Linked DNA regions of Homo sapiens: region 2 is linked to region 1. A link is a loop called in an ENCODE intact Hi-C map of the cell type or tissue named here. Cell type or tissue: HCT116. All regions are shown on one strand. Each heading gives the region's core, and the rest is flanking DNA. Links, peaks and the distances in the headings are about the cores only. Region 1 holds the start of WDR38 (WD repeat domain 38). Region 2 overlaps LOC107987126 (a long non-coding RNA gene).

The links. Peaks named below come from ENCODE experiments on the same cell type or tissue, not always from the same donor. Only the 100,000 strongest peaks of a DNase experiment are listed, where the experiment ranks them.
Region 2: it touches region 1 in a loop (12-fold over the local background); 110 of 110 quality-filtered maps call a loop at or near these places.

What each region holds. Positions count from the first base shown.
Region 1 is chr9:124,851,880-124,854,777 of GRCh38, forward strand. WDR38 (WD repeat domain 38) reads left to right here and starts at 1,581. Exons shown (of 9, transcript NM_001045476.3): 1 at 1,581-1,721; 2 at 2,326-2,446. The coding sequence starts at 1,653. RefSeq lists a silencer at 1,633-1,682. In HCT116, for the core only: CTCF peaks have their summits at 1,248 and 1,449; DNase peaks (open chromatin) are centred at 1,082 and 1,372; H3K4me3 peaks cover 812 bases; H3K27ac peaks cover 737 bases.
Region 2 is chr9:124,773,169-124,776,066 of GRCh38, forward strand. LOC107987126 (a long non-coding RNA gene) reads left to right here. Exons shown (of 2, transcript XR_001746926.3): 2 at 1-669. Among named protein-coding and RNA genes, the nearest start is that of OLFML2A, 2.5 kb to the right of the region's middle. In HCT116, for the core only: a CTCF peak has its summit at 1,391 (motif pointing right); a DNase peak (open chromatin) is centred at 1,433.

The DNA.
Region 1 (2,898 bases), core at 147-2,646:
GGTGGACAAGGTCTACCCTGAGGGTTCTGGGAGTGAAGGGCTGGGCTGGGGAAGGTGGCTCTGGGCCCTCTGGATAGAGCAGGAGCAACCAAGTGGCTAGACAATGTGCCCAGGGCCGGGGCATGGGTTGGGGGGGTGCCTGAGCAGGAGAGCCAGAGGGCCAGGGAATAGTAGCTCTGGGGAGCTGTGTCTGGGAGCCACATCTGGGTGTGGGGGGACAGCTTTATAGGCCCAGCTCAGAAGGGTCCCACAGTGACCTAGGCCCTCTGGGATCTGGGATGGAGTGGGACTGCCTCAAAGCTGTCATTGTCGCTCCCTCACCCGCCTGACTGTCTGGGACTTAAAATAGCAGGAGCACAGCGGATCTCCTGAGAAGTTTCTGGCAAAGAGGTTTAGGGGGGGAGGGTGTGAGTCGCCGCTGGGAACTCTTGAGTTTGAAGCTCCCAAAGCCCAGCTGCTCCACCCCTGCCCCCAGGGAGCCTAGAATCCATGGGCGGGGCAGGTGGGGGGTCCTCTGTTCCCTCCCTGTCCTGCTGTGGGAGTGGGGAGACTGGGTCCTGCCCCAGCTCTGCCATGGAAGCACCGGCTAGATGGCTGGGCCAAGTCCTGCCCCCTTCGGACCTCAGTTTCCCAGATGTACCAGGAGTTGCGGACCTCAACATCTGCTGAGAGGTCCCTGGAGTTCATGGCAGGTGGTCCCAGTACAGACACCCAGAGTCAGACAGCCATGGGCTGAAATCCCAGTTCCACTCCTACTGGCTGAGTGGCTCTGAGCAAGTCCTCCCAGCTCTCCGGGTGAGTTTCTTCACCTGTAAATTAACAATGAAACCAAGTCCTGCTCGTTCCAAGCTTCAGATTGCGCTATCCGGTAAGGATCCTGGCAGCTCCTGGGCAACTGCCCCCCAGCCCCAGCCTCCACCCCATCCTCAGATGGCACATTTTGTGCTGCCAGGAATGTTAACAGCAACGTGACCCCACTTTTAATGCCATGTACTTTACACACACTACCTCTGGCTTCCACGCCCTGGAGGACAGAGCTGGCTACTGTCCCCAGCGCTCTCCTGGGACATCCTTAACCTCAGTACTGGCCACTCCTGGACGGAAGGGGTATTGGCTCCTGAGGGGGCCCTCTTGGGCATCTACCGTGTGCCAGGCCCTGTGCTTGGCTCACCCCTGGAGTCCTGTGGGGCAGGGCTGATGCTCCCGGTTGTGCAGATGGGGAGACAGGCTCGTTGCTCCCCTGTATCAAAGAGGTGCAGGGACCCCTTGCAGTTCGCAGTCCGCAGGGCGCGGGGCCGGGCTCTGGGCCGCGCGGTGCGTGTGGCTGGCGCGCCCTCTAGTGGCCGCTCTGCCTGCCGTGTTGCCCCGCGCGAGAGCTGCCCTAGAGTGGACGCGCAGCCGCTGGCGCGGGAAGTCCCTTCTCCCAGCCCGCCGCGGTCCCGCCTGCTGCGGCTCCACCTCCGCCGAACTGCAAGCGGTCTGGCCTGCCTGTCAGTCCTCGTGGCTTCGCAGGGACCCCACCATGGCCGCACGCCCCGCCCCGATTACCATGGAGACCGCCTGTACACAGTTTCCTCTTTCCTCTGCCCAGTCCTGGGGTCCCGCGGCCGCCTAGGAGGGAGCCCGCCGGGGCGGGGCGGGGCCGGGTGCCCATGAACAGCGGGGTCCCGGCCACGCTGGCCGTGCGGAGAGTGAAATTCTTCGGCCAGCACGGCGGGGAGGTGAGGTCCAGCGGGCTCTGCCCAGACTCCCGGCTTTGGATGCAGAGTGGTTCCTGGTTCTGTGTAGTGGGGGTTCCAGAATGTTCTCTGGGCAGTGGCTCAGGACATTGAGTCCAGAGTAGACTTTGCTAACCCAAGAAGGATCGAAGTAGGTTCTCAGCTCCAGTGCCGGGCCCCAGCTCCAGAGCAGCTCTAGGTTCTAAGCTCTGCCTGTAAAAAGAGCCCCGGGCTCTGGGCTCTGCCTCGAGAGGGGCACAAAGCTCCCTGCTGACTCTGGTGTTTTCTGGGGCCCTGGCTCTAAAGTGAACTCAGAACTTAGAGTAGATTCTGGACTCTCCGTTGTCAGCTGCGGCTCTGGAATGGGCTCTTAGCTCTGGGGTTCCAGGCTCTGGTTCCAGAGAAGGCTCTTGCCTCCAACTGCAGGCTCTGGCTTTACGGGACTCGAGAGAGGGCCCAGTGGGTCCCGGGTTCTGGGCTCTGGTGGTGGAGTGAGGCTTGAAGTCAAGCTCCAACCCCAGGCTCTTGGGGGGCAGTGTTTAGGGGTCAGAGATGAGCGGACAGGGGTTTCTTCCCCAGAATGGGACCGCTTTTGTGCTGTTTCTAGGTCAACTCTTCTGCCTTCTCCCCTGATGGCCAGATGCTGCTCACAGGCTCAGAAGATGGCTGCGTGTATGGCTGGGAGACCCGGAGTGGGCAGCTGCTGTGGAGGCTGGGTGGCCACACAGGTGGGGCTCCCACACCTGGCCGGGAAGACCGAGGCACAAGGGTCTGGCATGCTGCAGAGCTGACTGCAGTGACCTCCGATGAGCTGGGCACGGGTGCAAGGCAGGGCTGGGCAGGTTGGGAGATGGGACGAGATATCTGGGTGCTGGGGCTTAGACTCTAACAGGCCTGGACTCAGCCTTCTTTAAAAACACACACACACACACACATACATACAAAAACAACTGTAATGTAACACAGTAATACTTACTGTTGCATCCTTTTTTGTGTGTGACAGAGTCGCTCTCTGTCACCCAGGCTGGACAACCTCGGCTCACTGCAACCCCCGCCTCCTGGGTTCAAGCAATTCTCTGCCTCAGCCTCTCGAGTAGCTGGAATTATAGACACCTGCTACCACACCCAGCTAATTTTTTTGTATCTTTAGTAGAGACGGGGTTTCACCATCTTGGCCAGG
Region 2 (2,898 bases), core at 157-2,656, 79 kb before region 1:
CCCAGCTACTCAGGAGGCTGGGGCAGGAGAATCGTTTGAACCCAGGAGGCGGAGACTGCGGTAAGCCGAGATGGCGCAATTGCACTCCAGCCTGGGCAACAAGAGCAAAACTCCGTCTCAAAAAAAAAAAGAAAGAAAAAAAAAGTCAGGACCATCTGGCCTTTCTCAGGAATCTACCTTTTTGTCACAGGTTCTGGTGGTAGTGAGTTCTCTGTCCCTGGAGATGCCATCAGAGCCTAAGTGGCACTGCAGAAACGTGCAGCCCTGGAGTTTTGGTAGTTGATGAAGATTCTAAGTCAACCCTCTTTAGATGGGCAGAAGAGTTCAGCCAAATGCTCAGCCCCTGGAAACAACTCCTCCAGTCCTTCAGACTACAGCTCTGTTGTCCCTTCCTTCCATAAACCTTCCCACACCTCCCTGACTAGTCACATCCCTTTATTCTCACTCATAACCCCAACTGCTGAGTACAGATCTGGCACATAGTAGGCTCTCAATAATTGCTGACTGGGTGAAAGAATGGATAAAAACAGCTAACCTTAGGTGAGTGACTTCTGAGCCTCTATTTCCTGTCTTCTAAGGGGATGGGTAATAATGATAGTTGCTACCTAGCAGGAATGCTATGAGAATTAAACGATGCTTGCAAAGCAATTAAAGGTCTGGCCTAATAAATGGAACCTCTTACTAATGTTATTTAAAGAGTGGTTCTAAATCTCAGATGCATGTCTTCTGAAAGTGCTTCTGGGAGGAGTCAAATACCACAAGACTGAGAAAAACAAGGGAAATGACTGTGCTAGAGACCCCAGCCACTGTCCTAAGCATTGACAGCCCAATGAACTAAGCACTCACTATGAGTCCAGCACCTACTATGGGGCCTTTTATCTAATCTCTCTACATTTCTTCCAACAATCCTAAGAAATCAATACTTTCTCCCCCAGTTTAGAAATGTGGGGACAGGTTCAGAAAGATGAAAAAGACTCTGCTACCACCTGCAGGACTCAAAAGATCTGGAAAGGAATGTGTCTAAGGGTAAGGAGGGATCTTAGGGGGCTGTGGTTCTGAGGCCAGAGGCAGCAGACAGACGGGACCAGACTGGGATACAGCTAAGAACAAGGCAGGCATGGCCGGACATGGTGGCTCACACCTGTAATCCTAGCACTTTGGGAGGCCGAGGCGGGTCAGATTGACTGATCTCAATCGGGAGGGATGACTAGAAGTGAGACTAGGTGGAGAGGAAGGCTTTCAGGTGGAAGGAACAGCATGTGCCAAGGTCCCAAGGCCAGCCAGATCACGGCTTGGCCCATTTGAGGAGCTGGGAGAATCTGTGGTGACCAGAGCCCACTGAGAGAGAGAAGGGTAAAGAGGAGGCAGCCAGAGATTATCAGGTCATGTGGGGGAACAGCCAGCAGGGGGCAGAGTTCCTCTAGTGACGGCAGCCTTGCTCTTCCTTGTCCTGCCTAGAGTCAGAGCAAGGCCGCAGTTCATCAAGAAAGGGCTTGGGGAGGGAATCCCCCCTGCCGGCTTCGATTTCTTTTAAGTACGCTCTGTCCCGTTTTTGAATACATAGGACACACACATTACAAAACCCACAGGATGCAATGAAAGTTCTTACTCCCTGGATCTCCTTAGAACCACCGTGCTGACTTTTTGCATTGTTTTTCAGATAGTCTATGTCCATAAGAACATACACGATATTTACTTTTTACACTAATCTAGCCCCGGTTTTGATGCCTCCCAGGGGATCTCTAGTTATAGAAGAAGCTTATTTGTGGATGGGCACAGTGGCTCATGCCTGTAATCCCAGCACTTTGGGAGGCCGAGGTGGGCGGGTCACGAGGTCAGGAGTTTGAGACCAGCTTGGCCAACATAGTGAAACCCTGTCTCTACTAAAAATACAAAAAATTAGCTGGGCGTGGCGGCAGGCACCTGTAATCCCAGCTACTTGGGAGGCTGAGGCAGGAGAATTGCTTGAAGCCGGGAGGCGGACATTGCAGTGAGCCGAGATTGCGCCACTGCACTCCAGCCCGGGCGACAGTGCAAGACTCTGTCTCAAGAAAAAAAAAAAAAAAAAGAAGCAGCAGCAGCTTATTTGTACTCAGTGTGTGCTTTGCACAGGGTTCTTTAATTCAGCTGAGAGTTGTAGAGCACCGTACCTTGTGCCAGGTCAGTGGTTCTCAAACCCTAAGCCCCCTGGAGCCCTGGAGGGTGTGTTAAAACACAGATTGCTGGACTCCATGCCCAGAGTTTCTGATTTTGTGAGTCTGTAGTGGGGCCTAAGAATTTGCATTTCTTTTTCTTTTTTTTTTCTTTGAGAAGGTCTCGCTCTGTCACCCAGGCTGGAGTACAGTGTCACGATCTTGGCTCACTACAGCCTCTGCCTCCTGGGTTCAAGTGATTTTTGTGCCTCAGCCTCCCAAGTAGCTGGGACTACAGGCATGTGCCACCACGCCCAGCTAAGTTTTGTTTTTTGGGTTTGTTTGTTTGTTTTTGAGACAGAGTGTCACTCTTGCCCAGGCTGGAGTGCAGTGGTGCCATCTCGGCTCACTGCAACCTCTGCCTCCCGGGTTCACAAGCGATTCTCCTGCCCCAGCCTCCCGAGTAGCTGGGATTATAGGCATGCACCACCACATCAGCCTAATTTTTGTATTTTTAGTAGAGGCGAGTTTTCACCATGTTGCCCAGGCTGGGAGAGTTTGCATTTTTAACAAGTTATCCGATGATGCGGAGGCTGAGACCAAGGACCACACTTTGAGAACCACTGAGTTCAATGTTCATGGGGAGAAACTAAGAATGTGCCCTAGGAAGTCATGCTCCAACACAAGGAAACAAACACACCAACAAGAAAGACAGTCCCATTGAGCAATAAATTCTATGAAGAAAATGAGACCAAGCATGGTGGCT